Linked DNA regions of Homo sapiens: region 1 is linked to region 2. The links are chromatin loops, found by intact Hi-C in ENCODE. Cell type or tissue: HCT116. All regions are shown on one strand. Links, peaks and the distances in the headings refer to the core of each region. The heading gives the core; the rest is flanking DNA.

Region 1 (11,324 bases), core at 1,819-9,818, 160 kb after region 2:
TACACACATGTTTATGGAAGGAGAGATTTCTGAGAAAGTGTTAACAGAAATGTTTGCTGTGATTAACATGAGGTAATGAGGGTTTCAAATTCTCTCATTTCATTTTTTATGAGTTGTTTTATTTGGATTTTTTTTTTTGAGACGGAGTCTCGCTCTGTCGCCCAGGCTGGAGTGCAGTGGTGCCATCTCGGCTCACTGCAAGCTCTGCCTTCTGGGTTCATGCCATTCTCCTGCCTCGGCCTCCCAAGTAGCTGGGACCACAGGCGCCCGCCACCACGCCAGGCTAATTTTTTGTATTTTTAGTAGAGATGGGGTTTCACCGTGTTGACCGGGATGGTCTCAATCTCCTGACCTTGTGATCCACCAGCCTTGGCCTCCCAAAATGCTGGGATTACAGGCATGAGCCACCGCGCCTGGTCCCTGGACTTTTTTTTTTTAAAGAAAGGGTCCTGCTCTTGTCACCCAGGCTGAAGTGCAGGACGCGATCGTAGCTCACTGCACTCTCAACCTCGCAGGGCTCAGGTCAACCTCCCAACTCAGCCTCCCGAGTAGCTGGGACTTCAGAAGCGTGCCACGCACACCCGGCTAATTTTTGTATTTTGTATCTAACTCCTGGGCTCAAGCGATCCGCCTGCCTCTGTCTCCCAAAATGCTTGGATTACAGGTGTGAGCCACCATGCCTGGGTGAATTTTTTTTTTTTTTTGAGATGGAGTTTCACTCTTGTTGCCCAGGCTGGAGTGCAATGGTGCAATCTCGGCTCGCCACCACCTCCGCCTGCCGGGTTCAAGTGATTCTCCTGCCTCAGCCTCCTGAGTAGCTGGGATTAGAGGCATACGCCACCACGCCCAGCTAATTTTGTATTTTTAGTAGAGACAGGGTTTCCCCATGTTGGTCAGGCTGGTCTCAAACTCCCGACCTCAGGCGATCTGCCCACCTCAGCCTCCCAAAGTGCTGGGATTATAGGGGTGAGCCACCGTGCTGGCCGAATTTTTTTACATTAAGCATGTGTCAGTCGTAACTAGGAAAAACAAAATTATTTTTGTTTAAGAAGATAAAATAAAATGGCCACCTATGAGGAGCTGGGAGTACAGGCTTAGGTGGAAACAGATAAGGTGTCAAGACCTCCTTCTGTGACTGACCCCTTCAGATTTTCTCCCTAGAGTTTCAGTCATGCAAGATGAGGAGGTCTCAGAGCCTCCTGTGCGGTGTAGTGCCAGCAGGTAACAATACAGTATTGTGTGCTTACACATTTGCTGAGAAGATAGATCTTTTGTTAAGTGCTCTTATCATCACAAATTGATATGTGGCCATAAAAATAGTATCAAACAATAATAATATACAAATAGACGGGAGGAACCTGTGAGAGGTGGTGGATGGGTTTATGTCGTAAACTGTGGTGTTGACACACAGGGCATACTCATCTCCAAACTCATCAAGTCGTATATGTTAAATACATACTGCTTTTTATATGTCAATTATTCCTCGATAGAGTAAGGTTTTTTTTTTTTTGTAATTGCAAGTGTCTGCAGAGAGCTTCTATAGGTTTGGGGGTCCGGGAGACTCCCATAGGTGTGCCCCGTGAGCCTCAGCACCTAGGGTGTGTGTAGTGGCTATTCTGCCTTTATCTGTATTAAATTTTTTAAAAATTATTTTCCCAGGCATTCCACGACGCTCAACTTTTCACCCAAGTTCAAGTTCCTGTTTTTTTCTTCACAGAAGTCGATTGTGGGCGCCAGTTCCCACATTGCTCTCATCCTAAGTAGCAGCAACTTGCGGGCTGATGCCTGTGTCCAGCCCTAGAAGAGCCTCCGTACCTAGAAGAAAACCTCCCCTCCTGGGAGTCACGGCGCAAGGCTGGGCTCCCATCCTCGCAGGGAGGGGCGGATGCACCTGCCCCTGCAGATCTGCGCCCAGATCTGTGTTATCCACACCCACATCTGCGTCTGCAGGAAGAGGCTCCGCAGCAGGCAACAGCTTCCATCTGCGAGCCTCATTTAATCCCCACGAGGATCCTGTAGAGGGTTCCTATGTTCACCTCTGTTTTATATATAGACGAGGACGCTGGCTCTGGGAGGAGTAAAGCCGTGCAGCAGTAACTCCCGTGCAGCAGTAACTCCCGTGCAGCAGTAACTGCAGCCGTGCAGAGTAAACTCCCAGCACAGAACCCGGCCTCCCCGGTTCAGAAACAAAAGTGAGCTCCCTCCTCCCTGCTTGCGGGCGAAACTCTCGCTGCCTGTTGAACGTCTCCACCTGGATGCCACGGCTTCCCCAGACTCCCAGTGCCCCCGGGCAACGCCTTCCTCTCTCCCCACCTTTCCAAATTTTCTCTGCAGCAAGTTTCCCTCCTCCAAGTTTCTCCCCCTTCTCCAGCCTTCACGTTCAGTCCCGTGTCTCTGTGCCGTACAGGACTCAGCTGCCATAACAGCAGCTGGCGTCTCAGCGCCCCCGGAAGCTGAGACTTTCCAGGACAAGAACTGCTTTGGAGTCCTCTCGGGCCCCAGCACGACCTGCTACACTGCAAACTACTGCAAAGAACCTTTCAAGACTGGAGAGATGGAGCACCCCAAGTCTGTTTTACAGATGGAAAGGTGGTGGCTCAAAGACGAGATACCACAATAACAGTGGCTATGAAGCTCTCGCTTTGTCAAGATACAGTTCAAAGCACTGGGCATGCACTGACTCATCTCACGACCCCTAAAACACTCACGTTGGATACTATTGCTACTCCTCTTACCAACGCAGAAACAGCGTCACAGCAAAGTTAAGCAGCTTGCCCAAAGATCCTCCGCTAGGAAGGGAAGAAGGTGGCCTTTGAACTTGAGCTCCCCATCCACAGTCTGCAGTCCTTCAGACTGGAGCACATTGTAGAAATTAACAATGTCATCCCAACAACCCTTATAAAACACTTTTGGGCCGGGCGCGGTGGCTCACGCCTGTCATCCCAGCACTTCGGAAGGCCGAGGCAGGTGGATCACCTGAGGTGAGTTCGAGACCAGCCTTACCAACAAGGTGAAACCCTGTCCCTACTAAAAATACAAAAATTAGCCGGGCGTGGTGGCTGGCGCCTGTAGTCCCAGCTACTCGGGAGGCTAAGGCAGGAGAATTCCTTGAACCCGCGAGGTGGAGGTTGCAGTGAGCCGAGATCGTGCCACTGCACTCCAGCCTGGGCGATGGAGCGAGACTCCATCTCAAAAACAAAACAAAACAAAACAAAAAACACTTTTGAGTTCTGACTTTATTTCTTGCTGTTTTCTTATTTTTCATGGAACTCATCTTAATGATTTCACGTTTACCAATCACGTATATTTGGACGTGATTACAGGGCCACAGGGCAACCTCCAGAAGCATGATTCCTTTCCTAAGAATGAGGAAGGATGTGGTCAGTGTGTTCCTAAAATTATGATACTGCTTTGTAAGATAACATGTTTTGTTCGTTTTATTTCATCTTTTTATTTTGAAACAGAGTCTCACTCTGTCACCCAGCCTGGAGTGCAGTGGAGCAATCTCAATTCACTGCAGCCTCTGCCTCCTGGGCTCAAGCCATCCTCTCACCTTGGCCCCCCAAGTAGCTGGGACTATAGGCACACATCACCATACCCAGTTAATTTTTGTATTTTTTGTAGAGCTAGGGTTTCACCATGTTGCCCAGGCTGTTCTCAAACTCCCAAACTCAAGCAATCCACCCACCTTGGCTTCCCAAAGTGCTGGGATTACAGGCGTGAGCCACTGCACCTGGCCCAATTTTATTTCTTATTATTTTGCATGCCATTGTGAATGTATGAAGTGTTTCTCTCTTTATTTAGATCTTTAATTTCCCTCAGCAATCTTTTGTAGTTCTTAGTGTACACATCTTGCATTTCTTTATTAAATTGGTTTCTATTCATTTTATTATTTTTGAGGCTTTGTAAATAAAATTGCTCTCCTAATTTCATTATTGAATTATTTTTGTCAGTATATAGACATATGATTGATTTTAGTGAATATGTCTTCATCGTGCTAGGATTTTTGTTGTTGTTGCTGCTGTTGTTGTTATTGTTGAGACAGAGTTTCGCTCTTGTTGCCCAGGCTGGAGTGCAATGGCGCAATCTCGGCTCACTGCAACCTCCACCTCCCGAGTTCAAGCAATTCTCCTGCCTCAGCCTCCTGAGTAGCTGGGATTACAGGCATGCACCACCATGCCTGGCTAAGTTTTTGTATTTTTAGTAGAGACGGGGTTTCACCATGTTGGCCAGGCTGGTCTCAAACCCCTGACCTCAGGTGATCCACTCCCCTCAGTCTCCCAAAATGCTGGGATTACAGGCATGAGCCACCACATCCGGCTCTTGCTAGAAATTTATTGTACTTTTCAGCTTCATAATTTCCATTTAGTTTTATGCTTTAATAATATCCCAAGGTAACATTATGGTCACTTTCTGTAACTAATATTTCTTACTCTGTTGATTTATCAGGGGCTGGATTACTCTCCTTCAAGTTTCCTGTGCTAGCCTAATGGTTTGGATGTTGTTGTTCAATGCAATTCTCCTTTATTTTTGTTCCATTTATTTTTAGCAGCTTTGTTTAGCTATAATTGTTCTACTAAAAAACCTTCTCACTTAATGTACACAATCAGATGAATTTGGACACATGCAATAACCCCTTGGAAGACATTCACGTGCATGCGTTGTTGGTTTTTCCGCTTCTTACGGGAACTCCTTTCAGGCATTTCCATCTCCACGCTACACATGGGGAAATAGAGGCTCACAGAGGAGAAAGGACGTGGTTCAGGTCACACCTGTCCCTGGTCCTCCAGGCTGAGGAGCAGAGAGACCACCCACCTTAGTGCTGGAAGGGTTTAACACATAGCTTGGGCTCCCTCTTGTGGCCACAGTGGAGAAACTCCCTGCTTAGTTCATTTTTATTTTTTCCATCTGGCATTCATTTTTTTCATTCAGTAAGTATTTGTTGGTCCTGTCCTGTGTGCCAGACACTGTTTGAGGCTCTAGAGGTCCACCAATATAGAAAACAAACACCCTTTCCATGGAAGAGCTTATATTCTTGCAGAAGGAGAGGGGCAGTAACCCACAGGCATTATACAGTCACAGTCAGCTAGAAGGTGAGAGTGATTTGGATAAATGAGAAAGTGCAGCGGTGGTCCAGGGGGTCTGGAGGGTGCAAAGCTCAGCAGGGGGAATAGTGTGGCAGTTGCAGACAGAGGGGTAGGAAGAGGGAAGTGGCAGGAAGAGAATGCAGAGGGGTGAGGGTTGGGGCCACAGGTCCTGTGTAGAGCCCTGTTGGTCACCATGATCACCCTGAGTGAGCTGGGAAGTAACACAAATGACTCCAAATAGAAGCGCCTTCATGGAGCCTTCTTCTTCCCAGACTTCAACTAGAAACCTGAGCTGCCTGTCACAGCAGGGGACGTGTCATCCCATTAGACTTCAAACGTCCTCAGCAATTCCCTGCCCCCTTCTTTCTAGGAGTCAGGATTCCTCAGCCTTGCTCTAGAACTGCATCTGGTGACCCCTAGAAACCTGTCCTGGAAGCCTTACAAGGCTCTTCACACTCACAGTTTGTGATATGACCCCAGAGTTGTGCAGTGCACAACCTACACAGCTGGACACGATGGGCCTGGCACTCTTCCTCTGTGCTCCCACTGCACTCTGTGCTGACTATGTCATTCCACTGGGTGGTGCCATGTCAACTTCTCTCCTCTCCTCTCAATATCCTGTAAGGATAAGATAGGATCAAAGTTCTACCCACGTCCCTGGTACTCAGAAGAGGAGCTGAAACATTGGCGACCACTCATTAGCACTCTACTTAACAAAACAAATTGCCCAGGTAGTTATGATTAGATTTCTATAAAAGGCTGAATAATTACAGAAAGGCTCTAGAAACTAGTGTATAATTATGTACAGGCGCTGGCAGTGTGTAGAGTCATGGAAATCAGCTAAGGAATCGCGGTGCAGTCTCAGGAACCAGCTGGATAATTGCACCAGGAGCTCCCAAAACCAGCTGGATAATTATAGTGGAGTCCCTGGAACTCAGCGGGTAATTACCATGTACTCATGGAATCAGCAGTAATAATAGAAGGGTCCCAAATGCAGACACTAGGGAAAGTCTGGAGACACTTTTGATTGTCACAACCCAGAGGAGAGGGGGATGCTTCTGGGTGGTGGGGGGTGGAGGCGGGGGATGCACAGGACAGCTCCTCCCCCAAGGAATAACCTAGCCCCGAAAGTCAACAGTGTTACCCAGAAAAAAACAGGGTTCCTTTGCCTGGTGAGGAGCAAACAACTCTCCCGAGAATGCAGGTGATGTGGTTTGGCTCTGTGTCCCCACCCAAATCTCACCTGGTATTGTAATGATCCCCACGTGTCGATGGGGGGCAGTGACTCACGCCTGTAATCCAAGCACTTTGGGAGGTTGAGGCAGGCAGATCATGAGGTCAGAAGATCGAGACCATCCTGGATAACACAGTGAAACCCGTCTCTACTAAAAATACAAAAAATTAGCCGAGCGTGGTGGCGGGCAGCTGTAGTCCCAGCTACTCGGGAGGCTGAGGCAGGAGAATTACTTGAACCTGGGAGGTGGAGGTTGCAGTGAGCTGAGATCACGCCGTTGCACTCCAGCCTGGGTGACAGAGCGAGACTCCGTCTCAAAATAATAATAATAATAATCCCCACGTGTCATGGGAGGGACCTGTGGGAGGCGACTGAATCACGGGAGCAGGTTTTTCCCATTCTGTTCTCGTGATAGTGAATAAGTCTCACGAGATCTGATGGTTTTATAAATGGGAGCGCCCCTGCACGCTCTTTCTTGCCTGCTGCCATGTAAGACGTGACTTTGCTCCTCCTTCATCTTCCGCCATGATTGTTAGCCCTCCCCAGCCAAGTGGAACTATGAGCCCATTAAACTTCTTTCCTTTGTAAATGAACCAGTCTCGGGTATGTCTTTATTAGCAGCATGAGAACAAACTAATACAGAGGTTTTGATCAAGAAGAGTTTTATGACTTGACACAGCTAAGGAAGGCACTGGGTGTATTCTTCAAAGCAGTGTCTCCCTGAGGAAAAGGGACAGGAGGGCTCTATGGGGTGAGGGAGCAGGGAGAGGGCGCGTCGTTGTATGTGGAGGAGGGTCCCAGTCACGCAGATGCAGCGAGTCGTCATACCAGCACACGGGTCGCATGTTACGGTAACGAGACTACAGCTCCTCCCGGGATGGAGACTTGAGCGCAGCAGTGCAGAAAGTTCACTCGGGTTCATCTCTAAGTTGCCAGGGCCCGTCAGAGGCTGGTTCCAACCAACGAGTGGCCGCATTCCACACAGGGTTTGGAGAAAAACAGGCTGCAGGGCAGAAGGCTGTGAAACAGGCTGATTGCTCAAGTTGATTAAATTCCTATAATCCCTGGAGACCCTCCCTGTCTCCATACAGTAGTGCTTGGGTTGAGAAATTTTCTTTAAAAGACTATTTTTAGCCGGGCGCAGTGGCTCACGCCTGTAATCCCAGCACTTTGGGAGGCCGAGGCGGATGGATCACGAGGTCAGGAGATCGAGACCATCCTGGCTAACACGGGGAGACCCCGTCTCTACTAAAAACACACAGAAAAATTAGCCGGGCGTGGTGGCGGGCGCCTGCAGTCCCAGCTACTGGGGAGGCTGAGGCAGGAGAATGGTGTGAACCCGGGAGGTGGAGCTTGCAGTGAGCTGAGATCGCGCCACTGCACCCCAGCCTGGGCGACAGAGCGAGACTCCGTCTCAAAAAAAATAAAATAAAATAAGAATAAGAAGAAGAAAGAAGAAAGAAGAAGAAGAGGAAGAGGAAGAGGAAGAAGAGGAAGAGGAGGAAGAGGAAGAAAAATGTTTTAAAAAGACTATTTTTAGAGCAGGTTCAGGTTCATAGTAAAATGAGGGGAAGGTAGAGATTTTCCATGTACTCCCTACGCCGACACCTACATAGCTTCCCCCATTACCAGCGTTCCCTACCAGAGCGGTATTTTTATTACAACTGATGAGCCTGCATTGACACATTGTAATCACCCAAAGTCATATTAGGGCTCGCTCAGTCTTCCTGTTGCACATCCTATGAGTTCAGGCAAATGTCTAATGGCAGGCACCCACCGTCACAGTGTTAGACAGAGGAGAGCCATTGCCCTAAAATTCCTCTGTGCACCACCTATTCATCCTTCCTTCGCCCAACCCCTGGCAGCTCTGATCTTTTCCTGTCTCCATACTTTGCCTTTTCCAGAATGTCATATTGTTGGAATCAGACAATGCGTAGCCTTTTCAGATGGGATTCTACCACTTGGTAATATGCATTTAAGGTTCCTCTGTGTCTTTTCATGGCTTGAGAGCTCATTTCTATCTATCTATCTATTTATTTATTTATTTATTTATTTACTTATTTACTTATTTATTTATTTTTGAGATAGAGTCTCGCTCTGCTGCCCAGGCTGGAGTGCGGTGGCTGTGATCTCGGCTCACTGCAAGCTCCGTCTCCCAGGTTCAAGCGATTCTCCTGCCTCAGCCTCCCGAGCAGCTGGGATTATAGGCACCTGCCCCCACGCCCGGCTAATTTTTGTATTTTTAGTAGATGGGGTTTCACCATGTTGGTCAGGCTGGTCTCGAACTCCTGACTTTAGATGATCCACCCGCCTCGATCTCCCAAAGTGCTGGGATTATAGGCGTGAGCCACCATGCCTGGCATCATTTCTTTTTCTTTTCTTTTCTTTTCTTTTTTTTTTTTTTTTTGTTGTTGTTGTTGTTGTTGTTGAGGCAAAGTTTCACTCTTGTCGCCCAGGCTGGAGTGCAGTGGCACGATCTCAGCTCCCTGCAACTTCCGCCTCCCGGTTTCAAGTGATTTTCCTGCCTCAGCCTCCCAAGTAGCTGGGATTACAGGCGCCTGCCACCACGCCTGGTTAATTTTTGTATTTTTAGTAGAGATGGGTTTCCCCATGTTGGCCAGGCTGGTCTTGAACTCCTGACCCTGTGATCTGTGGGCCTTGGCCTCCCAAAGTGCTGGGATTACAGATGTGAGCCACCGTGACTGGCTAATTTTTGTGTTTTTAGTAGAGATGGGGTTTCGCCATGTTGGCTAGGCTGGTCTCGAACTCCTGACCTTGTGATCCGCCCGCTTCGGCCTCCCAAAGTGCTGGGATTACAGGCATGAGCCACTAGAGTCTCTTTGTGAAAAGGAATGGAAGGATGTGGTGTGATGCAGCACGCATCACCAGGTCCCTGTCATAAATTTGCTTTTGTGGCCGGGCGCGGTGGCTCACGCCTGTAATCCCAGCACTTTGGGAGGCTGAGGCAGGCGGATCCCCTGAGGTCAGGAGATCGAGACCAGCCTAGCCAACATGGCGAAACCCCATCTCTACTAAAAATACAAAAAATTAGCCGGGCGTGGTGGCAGGCACCTGTAGTCCCAGCCACTCGGGAGGCTGAGGCAGGAGAATAGTTTGAACCCGGGAGGCGGAACTTGCAGTGAGCCGAGATTGCTGCACTCCAGCCTGAGCGACAGAGCGAGACTCTGTCTCAAAACAAAACAAAAAAAGCTTACCCTCCATGATGCAGCAATCCCACTACTGGGTATATGCTCAAAGAAACTGAAACCAGTGTGTGGAAGAGATGTCTGCACCCCTATGTGTATTGCAGAGTTATTCACAATAGCCAACATATGGAATCACCTAAGTCTCCATCAGTGGACAATGGGTAAAGGAAATGTATATATACACAGTGGAAATACTATCCAGCCTTAGAAAGGAAGGAAACCCTGTCATTTACAGTATGGATGTAATTGTCAACCTTCAGGACATCATGCCACATGAAATAAGCCAGATACAGAAAGACAAATATCGCACAACCTCACTTATACATGGAATATTAAAAAGTTGAACTCAGGCCTTCGAGACTAGCCATGGCCAACATGGCAAAACCTACTCGGGAGGCTGGGCACGGTGGCTCACGCCTGTCAGCACTTTGGGAGACCAAGGCGGGCAGATCACCTGAGGTTGGGAGTTCGAGACCAGCCTGACCAATATGGAGAAACCCCGTCTCTACTAAAAATTCAAAATTAGCCAGGCGTGGTGGTGCATGCCTGTAATCCCAGCTACTCGGGAGGCTGAGGCAGGAGAATGGCTTGAACCTGGGAGGCGGAGGTTGCAGTGAGCCGAGATTGCGCCACTGCACTCCAGCCTGGGCGACAGAGTGAGACTCTGTCTCAAAAAAAAAAAAAAAAAAAAAGTTGAACTCACAGAAGCAGAGAGCGGAATGGTGGTGACCAGGGGCTTGGGAAGGGGAGTAGGGATTGGGAAGATCGTGGTCAGAGGGTACACAATTTTAGATAGAAAAAAATAAATTCAAGAGATCTGTTGTGCAACATGGTGACAAATTAGTGAAAATGTATTATGTACTTAAACATTGTTAGCAGAATAGATCGTAAGGGCTCTCGCCACACACGCAAAAATGACAACTATGTGGCCACGAACGGTGGCTCACACCTATAATCCAAGCACTTTGGGAGGCTGAGGCAAGTGGATCACTTGAGGTCAGCAGTTTGAGACCAGCCTGGGCAACATGGCCAAACCCCATCTCTACAAAAAATACAAAAATTAGCCAGACGTGGTGGCACACACCTGTAATCCCAGCTACTCGGGAGGCTGAGGCACAAGAATCACTTGACGTGGGAGGTGGAGTTTGCCGTGAGCTGAGATCGCACCACTGCACTCTAGGCTGAGTGACAGAATGAGACTCTGTCTCAGAAAAAAAAGTGAGGTGATGGATATGTTAAACATCTTGATTATGGTAATTATTTCACAATGTGTACATATGTCAAAACATCATGTTGTACACCTTAAATATATACACTTCTCTTTTTGAGACGGAGTCTCGCTCTGTCGCCCAGGCTGGAGTGCAGTGGCGCAATCTCGGCTCACTGCAATCTCCGCCTCCCGGCTTCACACCATTCTCCTGCCTCAGCCTCCCGAGTAGCTGGGACTACAGGCGCCCGGCTAATTTTTGTATTTTTTTTTTTAGTAGAGACGGGGTTTCACCGTGTTAGCCAGGATGGTCTCGATCTCCTGACCTTGTGATCCACCCGCCTCGGCCTCCCAAAATGCTGGGATTACAGGCATGAGCCACCGCGCCTGACCAAATATATACGCTTTTATTTGTCAATCATATCTCAATTAAGCCAGGAAAAAATTGGTAAGGCTACTTTTGGAAACACTTTGACACTATTTCAAAAAATTGAAACTAACAATCCCTATAGCGCAATCATTCCATTCTTATATGTATACTCTTTAAAAATTCTTGCACATATGCACCAAGAAACATGTAAAAAATGTCT
Region 2 (9,007 bases), core at 994-8,993:
TGAGTAGCTAGAATTACAGGCGTGCGCCGCCACACCCAGCTAATTTTTTTGTATTTTTAGTAGAGACGGGATTTCACCATATTGGCCCAGATGGTCTCGGTCTCCTGACTTCTTGATCTACCCGCCTTAGCTTCCCAAAGTGGTGGGATTACAGGTGAGAGCCACTGTGCCCAGCCGTCTCTATCATTTTTACACAGCAAAGTAAGCATCCAAACTGTTACTACAGGTAACGTTTCCTGATTAGAAGTTCAATTAAATTAGCAGCCAACAATAAGAAGACATTTAGAGAAAAAGCAATACTTTGGAAACAAATAACATTCTAAATATTCATGGGTTATAGGCTGGATGTGGTGGCTCATGCCTGTAATCCCAGCACTTTGGGAGGCTGAGGCAGGTGGATCACTTGAGGTCAGGACTTTGAGACCAGCCTGGCCAACATGGTGAAATGCTGTCTCTACTGAGAATGCAAAAATTAGCTGGGTGTGGTGGCATGCACCTGTATTTTCAATGACTCGGGAGGCTGAGACGGGAGATTCACTTGAACCCAGGAGGTGGAAGTTGCAGTGAGCCGAGATTGTGCCACTGCACTCCAGCCTGGGTGAGAGAGTAAGACTCCATCGCAAAAGCAAAAACAAATATTCATGGGTTATAGAATCACACAACATTAAATTGATAGAACATTAACGAAAAATGTCAATGAAATTATAACATATGAACGTTTGTAGGATGTAAAGTAAGAGAGTGAGAGAGAGAGAGGGAGCACAACAATTACCAAATCAAGATGGAAAGAGGCACCACTACCCATCCTACAGACATAAAAGGACTAGTGAAGCAAAACTAGGAATCTATGCTAAGATGTTTTACAACTCACATTTAATAGAAAATATCTTGAAGTATACAAACTACCAAAATTTACTCAAGAACAAATATATAGTGTAACATTTCCTATTTTTATTAAAGAAATTCAACTGGCTGGGATTGGTGGCTCACACCTTTAATTCCAGCACCTTGGGAGGCTGAGGCGGGCAGATTACCTGAGGTCAGGAATTCAAGACCTGTCTGGCCGACATGGTGAAATCCCACCTCTACTAACAATACAAAAATTAGCCAAGTGAGGTGGCGCATGCCTGTAATCCCAGCTACTCAGGAGGGTGAGGCAAGAGATCTGTTTGAACCCAGGAGGCGGAGGTTGCAGTGAGGTGAGATCACACCACTGCATTCCAGCCTAGGCGACAGAGGGAGACTCTGAAAAAAAAAAAAAAAAAAGAAAAGAAATTCAACCTACACTCAGAAATCTTTCCATAGGGAAATCTGGCCTAAATGGGTACACTGTTGATTTCTACCAAATATTTGAGAAAGTAAGAATGACATGGAAACTCTAGCTATCATTCAGTTCTCACTAGGCTCATCGACTTCTTCATTCCAGTCCATGGGTTCTTATGGACACATCCAGCCAGTTCAGTCCAAGTTCCTTAGTGGGGCAGCAGTTTGGTGCTGTTGGTGTTGCTGGAAGCTCTTTGACCTCCTTTGGAACAGAAATATCAAACAGTGGTAGCTTGCCCCAAAGTAGAGTGGTTGATTCTGCCTTTACACAGGATACAAGATCCCTAAAAACACAATTATCTCAAGGTCCTTCAAGCGCTCAGTTCGACCCTTTGAGAAGAAGCCCAACCATGGAACAAGGAGTGCAGACCGCCTGGGCCCACGGACCTGCTCCAGCACCTGTTGGGAGAAGGAGTCCTGTATCAACCAGGCCTTTGCCATCTACCAGCCAAAAAGCAATAGAGAATCAGGAGCAGAGGTGAGCTGAAGCGCACAACGTTCCAAGGCCAGAAAATGAGCAACTCAGAAATGAAACAAGAGACAAGCAGCTCCAGGTGCTCCTTCAGCGCCAAGGAGAGGGCGTGGGGGTCATGGGGTGGCAGGGGAAGATTTGGTATTCGGCGAGATGGGCCAATGAAATTTGAGAATTTTTTTTTTTTTTTTTGGAGACGGACTCTCGCTCGGTCGCTCAGGCTGGGGTGCAGTGGCCCGATCTCGGCTCACTGCAAGCTCCGCCTCCCGGGTTCACGCCATTCTCCTGCCTCAGCCTCCCCAGTAGCTGGGACTACAGGCGCCCGCCACCACGTCAGGCTAATTTTTTTGTATTTTCAGTAGAGACGGGGTTTCACCGTGATCTCGATCTCCTGACCTCGTGATCCGCCCGCCTCGGCCTCCCAAATTGCTGGGATTACAGGCGTGAGAGAAAGAGTTTGACTTTGAAAGTGCAAATGCCCAATTCAACAAGGAAGAGATGGGCAGAGAGTTTCATAATAAACTTAAATTAAAAGAAGATAAACTTGAGAAAGAGGAGAAGCCTGTAAATGGTGAAGATAAAGGAGACTCAGGAGTTGATACCCAAAACAGTGAAGGACATGCTGATGAAGAAGATGCACTTGGACCTAATTGCTTTTATGACCAAACTAAATCCTCCTTTGATAATATTTCTGGTGATGACAATAGAGAACGGAGGCCAACCTGGGCTGAAGGAAGAAGATTAAATGCTGAAACATTTGGAATCCCACTTTGTCCAAACCGTGGCCATGGGGGATACAGAGGCAGAGGGAGGTCTTGGTTTCCATGGTGGCAGAGGGCGTGGTGGCAGAAGTGGTACCTTGACCACCCCTTGAGGATTTCGCGGCGGATTCAGAGGAGGTTCCAGGGGTCGGGAGTTTGCAGATTTTGAATATAGGAAAAGCACAGCCTTTGGCCCCTAAATAGTCTGAATTGATAGTACTGCTCTCTGAAAGAAAGACAACAAAGCTGCTGCATAGTCTACAAACAAGTCTTTGAAAACAGGTGAATTTCTAGCTCTTCATGGTACTGGAAACTGATTTCAGTCTTTGCGAAGAACGAAGAAGTGAATTGGCTGTATGTTTGCCATCAGCACTGGGTTTTTGTTTTTTGTTTGTTTTTCTGTTTAATTTCAGAGATAAAATGCAGTTAGTTTTCGGGGGAGGAAGCCTTATCTTAAGACATGAGGATTAAATATATTTGGAATAGCAGAAGGTTAAATAATTTCTTATGTATAGTTAAACTAAAGCAGTACTTCAGTGGGACTTATAAGTATTGTGTCATCACTGAAAGGTTTTTTTTTTTTTTTTTTAATCACTGAATTGTATTTGGTAATTCCAGGTTGCCTGCAGATAGGGCCGTGATACTGTGTTCTGAGCCAAGAAGGGAGGGTGTGTGTGTGTGTGTGTGTGTGTGTGTGTGTGTGTATCTTTCTCCTCCTTTCTTTTGGGGAATCTTGTAATATTAAATAGTCTATTTCATCAATTAATTAGGGTGCTGGATGGTAGAGAATTTTGTCAGTCAACTAGGTACACACGGTAAATACTGTTTCTTAGGCAAACGAACTTTTTTATACAGTTGTAAAATTCCATTATATTCCAATGCCAAAGAAACATTAAAAACTTTGTAAAGTTGTATAAAAAGCAACTAATTTTTTACAAAATAGATATCCTAAAGTTAGCCAAAAAAAAGAGAAAAGGGCAAAGTGATCATTTTTGGCGTAGGGTAACCCTTAGTTTCTTCCCTGGTAGTAATTTCCCACCAGGCAGATCGTCTAACCCCAAATCACCTAAAAGTGCAGGCCCAGGACGTGCTTATCTGCCCAGTGAGTCACCTGGAGGGGTGGTGATGGGGGCTGTTGATGACACGCTCCTTTCCTTTCCCAGCCCGTGTGTTCTACCTCTGAAAAGACATAGCATTTTCATTTGCAGAGCCCATTATAGAAAAATAAGAACAAAAATATTAGAAGGAAAAGACATAGCATCATTTAGTGTTCATTCATATGAATATGTATATTGTCTACAGCTATCTATATCTCTGTTTTATATCTATGTCTGTTACACCATCAGAGAGCACCTAAAGTGCAGAGTCTCATCCACAAACTGTTTCTTGCATCTACTGTAAGAGGCCATTCCGATGCTCTGTCAGCCCCAGCAGCACCCAACCACTACATGGCACGCATCCTATCTCAGATCATCCCCAGGATATCACGTGGCCCTGTTCTCATTGCCCCACTGATTTCATGGGCGTGCAGGTCCCTCGATCTGAGATTAAGTCATGAGATGCTCCATTTAAACAGGCGGGAGCCTCTGATTCCTGGCGGAGAGCCACAGTGAGCCCAGCAGAACCCATCTGAGCGCCAGCATCCAGCCCGGTCAGGAGGATTTGCTGCCCCCTCCTGGTGGAATGCGCGCCATGTCGTCAAGCGGCCACCAGATGACTCGCTCGCTGGTCCACTCAAAGGCATCACATCCAGAGCGCTCTGCTGGTCACAGGTGAGACTCTCAGCGACAGTGGTGGCTGCTTGGTCCTTGGTAAGAGGGAGTCGCTGGTGTTGGTTCCATGCATGTCCTTTTTTCTTTGATTCTTTTATTTTATTTTATTTAGAGACGGAGTCTCACTCTGTCGCCCAGGCTGGAGTGCAGTGGCGCGATCTCGGCTCACTGCAACCTCTGTCCCCTGATTCTCCTGCCTCAGCCTCCCGAGTAGCTGGGATTACAGGCACCTTCCACCACACCTGGCTAGTTTTTGTATTTGCAGTAGGGACGGGGTTTCGCCATATTGGCCAGGCTGGTCTTGAACTCCTGACGTCAGATAATCTGCCCAACTCGGCCTCCCAAAGTGCTGGGAATACAGGCGTGAGTCACTGCGCCTGGCAGCATGTCCTTTTTTTCTTGCTCCATGGCCACGACACTCACGGGCCCCTCCAGCACGCACTGGGGCTGCTGACACAGAGCTGGCTGAAGCTCACGGCATTAACCCAGTCATCAGCGGATCCTTAGATCTCCTAACCCCAGCTGTGGGCGCTCCTGCTAGCTTCTCAGGAGAAGCTCCTGGTCGAGAGCAGACGTTTCTCCTGTCCTCCTCCAGCCTCAGTCTCCGGCAGTTTCTGTGTGCCTGGGCCTTGAGGGTGGGTTTGTCTCCGTGTTTCTGTCCCCGCTCCTCATGGCAGCTGCATTGTATTGAGTAGGTTTGTTTGATGGGGACGGGTTTTCTGTCCCTATTCCAAATTTGCATATCTCTAATGGTATTTGTCTAGGATCACAGTCCAGGATTGTTCTCTGCACTCCTCCTAGGGTAGAGGGATTTTATGATCCACCTTCTTCCGGCCACAATGAGTCATTACCTGGGATCTGAGGTGGGCAGAATTATCTGAGCCTCTTCCAATGGCTTATGTCTTTTCCTCCATGTGAGAGAAACACCTGGGTGGGAAATGAGATTTCAGGCCATGCACAGTGGAAGCTCTTTCTGTCTGATCACTAATGTGGGGTCTCCATCTTGCTCCAAATCAGTTTTGTGAATGCACGGTTGAGACCCAAGAAAAAGAGCCTTTGGGTGAGTGCACAGCACCCCTCTGTCTTAGGTCCCCAGATATATCTCAATTTGGGCTTCTTCTGGAACATGAAACTATTTACTTTGAGTTTCCTACGAAAACATAGTGCTGGCCTTAGACTTCCTATCCTGAAACCCCACGTCTATTTCCCAACCTCATGCATGGAAAAGTGCTCGAATCTCCATAGGATCAGCAAGATCTCTATAGAATCTCCATGGGCCCTCCACAGGACCTCCATAAGATCTCAATAGGTTCTCCACAGGTTCTCCATAGGTTGTCCATAGAACCTCCACAGGACCTCCATAGGATCTCAATAGAACCCCCACAAGACCTCTATAGGATCTCAATAGAACCCTCACAGGACCTCCATAGGATCTCAGTAGAACCCCCACAGGACCTCCATAGGATCTCAATAGAACCCCCACAGGACCTCCATAGGATCTCAATAGAACCCTCACAGGACCTCCATAGGATCTCAGTAGAACCCCCACAGGACCTCCATAGGATCTCAATAGAACCCTCACAGGACCTCCATAGGATCTCAGTAGAACCCCCACAGGACCTCCATAGGATCTCAATAGAACCCCCACAGGACCTCCATAGGATCTCAATAGAACCCCCACAGGACCTCCATAGGATCTCAATAGGACATCCACAGGACCTCCATAGAATCTCAATAGAACCCCCACAGGACCTCCATAGGATCTCAATAGAACCCCCACAGGACCTCCATAGGATCTCAATAGAACCCCCACAGGACCTCCATAGGATCTCAATAGAACCCTCACAGGACCTCCATAGGATCTCAATAGAACCCCCACAGGACCTCCATAGGATCTCAATAGAACCCCCACAGGACCTCCATAGAATCTCAATAGATTCTCCATAGGACCTTTGCAGGACATCCATAGGTTCTCCGTGGATCTTCATAGGACCTCGACTGGATCTCCATAGGATCTTCACAGGGCCTCCGTAAGTTCTTCACAGGATTTCCAGAGTTGCCACAGGATCTGCCACTGCAGGGACCAGCCGGCATCCTCTACATCCCAAGATGCTGGAAATGACCACGTGGTGATAGTGGTTATGGATTTCCTACAGGAGAATGTGTGAAACCATGTTCCTGGGCAACCCTGCGGAGTCCCAATCTCCATTCAGATCCTCCAGGGGCCAGGCTGGAGGGGGTGTCTGGTGTGTCACTGTGTCTGTTCACACAGAATGGGGGCTTCTGCAGTAATAATGGGAAACCAGCCCAGAGATAGAGGCAGGGATTGGAGTTATGCTGTCATAATCCATGAAGTGCTGAGCTGAGGAAACCAGCTGAGCTTGGACTGTAGCGTTGGACAGGAGACATTGATAAAAAGGACTCTGTGGTAGAATGGTGTGGATTTGTTCATTGTGTGTGAAGAAGAAGATGCTCAGGGAATGAAAGCTCTTCCATTCTCTGACTTGGTTGACAAGAGGAACCAATAGGGCCATCACAGGAGCAATGACCCCATGTGGGAAGCAGACTGAAGGAGATGTATTAAAAACAGTTAACTAAGTCAGAGAGAGAAACAGAGCCTCCCAATACCTGGAAAGCATGGTTTGTTCCTCCCAAACTTCCTCCCTCTGACTTCTTTATTTCTCTACGTAGCAGCACCTCTTCATTTCTCCATCAAAGGCTCTGAGCTGTTTGAGTTCCTCATATATTCTGATGATCAAACCCTTGTTAGAGGAATAGGTAACAAATGTTTCTCCCTGCCTCTGTAGGTCATAACACCGTTGGTTGTTTCCTGAGCTCTGCAGAAGCTTTTTAGTTTGATACACCCATTTGTCTATTTTTGAATTCGTTTCCTATGCTTTTGAGGTCTTACTGATAGAATGTTTGCTTAGACCAATGTCTTGAAGCGTTTCCTCTGTGTTTTCTTCTATAGTTTCATAGTTTCAGGTCTTACTTTGGGTCTTATTCTGTCTTGAGTAGATTTTTGTATATCGTGAGAGACAGAGGTTGAGTTTTGTTTTTTTGCATATGGATATGCAGTTTTGCTAGCAGCATTTATTGAAGAAACTGTCCTTTACCCAATATATGTTCTTGGCATGTTTGTTGATAATCAGTTGGCTGTCAATTTGTGGATTTATTTCTAGGTTCTTTGTTCTGTTCCATTTGTCTATGTGTTTGTTTTTAAGCCAGTGCCTTACTGTTTTGGTTACTATAGCTTTGTAGTGTATTTTGAAGTCAGGTAGTGTGATGTCTCCAGCTTTGTTTTTTTTTCTCTACATTGCGTTGGCTATTTTGGGTATTTTATGGCTCTATATTAATTTTAGAATTTTTTATATTTCAGTGAAGAAAGACACTTGTATGTTGATAGGAATTACAATGAATCTGTAGATAGCTTTGGGTCCTATGGTCCTTTTTGTAAACATTTATTGTTTCAACGTGTGAACATGAGGTATCTTTCCAGTTTTTTCGTGTCCTCTTTAATTTTTCTTAGAGCTTTATAATTTTATTTGTAGAGGTTTTTACCTTGTCAGTTAAATTTATTAGCAGGTCTTTTATTGTTTGTGGCTATTATAAATGGGATTTCATTCCTGAATTCTTTTTCAGCCAGTTCTGTTCTTCAGGGTCAAGCATCATGTAAGTTCCCATGTAGGAAAGGAATCCGGAATGAACAGCAGCTGCACACAAATGCCTTTCTCTGATTTCCACCTCAGAGGGGTCCAGGAGGTGATCAGGCACATGGAGCATTGTCACATTTGGTACCAATCCCAGTGTGATCCCTAAAACACCACCTGATTGGGTTGAGCCTCATCTCTGAAATAACCAAGCCCTGTGTGATCCCTAAACCACCACCTGATTGGGTGGAACCTCATTTCTGGAATAACCAAGCCCTGTGTGATCCCTAAACCACCGCCTGATTGGATGGAACCTCATCTCTGGAATAACCAAGCCCTGTGTGATCATCCTAAACCACCACCTGATTGGGTTGAACCTCATGTCTGAAATAACCCCAAGGCCATGTTGGTGTCCTTCATCCCAGTTCTGGTGGTTTCAACATAATGAAATCAGAAAGTTATATGGCCACTTAAAAATGTCAAGTGCATGTCATGAAGTACTGGACAAGGTGTTTCCCTTTCTGAGGCCCATTCTTACCTGGGTAAGTGGCTCATTGTCTGCGTGGACTCAGGTGAGGTTGATCAGGCAGGTGGGTGTCATGTTGTGAATGAAACACAAAGTCAACCTGTGAGATCATTGCTCTGACAGGTCAAGAACCACCTGGTTTGCCATTTAGTGGCCAGTGCAGCCTGTGGCATTCACCACCACACTTCAATCTCAGCTCCCTAAATGGCATGACAAATAAAGATAGATAGGTACAAAAACAGAGATATGCTATTCCCTGGTTAAAATGGCTGTTATCTCTAAGACAAAAATTAACAGATGCTGTCAAGGATATGGAGAAAAGAAACCCTTCTACCTTGGTGGGAACGCAAGTTGGTGCAGCCAATATGGAAAACAGCATGGAGGTTCCTCAAGAAACTGAAAGTAGAACAACCACACCATCCAGTAATCGCACAGATGGGTATATTTCCAAAAGAAAGAAAATCAGTATATCAAAGAGGTGTCTGCATTGCCATGTTTATTGC

What was found. Peaks named below come from ENCODE experiments on the same cell type or tissue, not always from the same donor. Only the 100,000 strongest peaks of a DNase experiment are listed, where the experiment ranks them.
Region 1: it touches region 2 in a loop (4-fold over the local background); 3 of 110 quality-filtered maps call a loop at or near these places.

The regions. Positions count from the first base shown.
Region 1 is chr19:54,386,326-54,397,649 of GRCh38, forward strand. No RefSeq gene overlaps it. Among named protein-coding and RNA genes, the nearest start is that of TTYH1, 23 kb to the right of the region's middle. RefSeq lists an enhancer at 5,124-5,671. In HCT116, for the core only: CTCF peaks have their summits at 4,873 (motif pointing left) and 5,663 (motif pointing right); a DNase peak (open chromatin) is centred at 4,846; H3K27me3 peaks cover 1,107 bases.
Region 2 is chr19:54,227,609-54,236,615 of GRCh38, forward strand. It overlaps LILRA6 (leukocyte immunoglobulin like receptor A6), which reads right to left. Exons shown (of 8, transcript NM_024318.5): 8 at 8,982-9,007. It overlaps LOC124904768 (a long non-coding RNA gene), which reads left to right. Exons shown (of 3, transcript XR_007067339.1): 2 at 4,133-4,328; 3 at 7,971-9,007. LOC107985279 (a long non-coding RNA gene) reads right to left here and starts at 6,369. Exons shown (of 3, transcript XR_001754004.2): 1 at 6,279-6,369; 2 at 3,623-3,735. It also overlaps the pseudogene LOC100421130. RefSeq lists an enhancer at 4,478-5,231. In HCT116, for the core only: a CTCF peak has its summit at 4,234 (motif pointing left); a DNase peak (open chromatin) is centred at 4,253; H3K4me3 peaks cover 464 bases.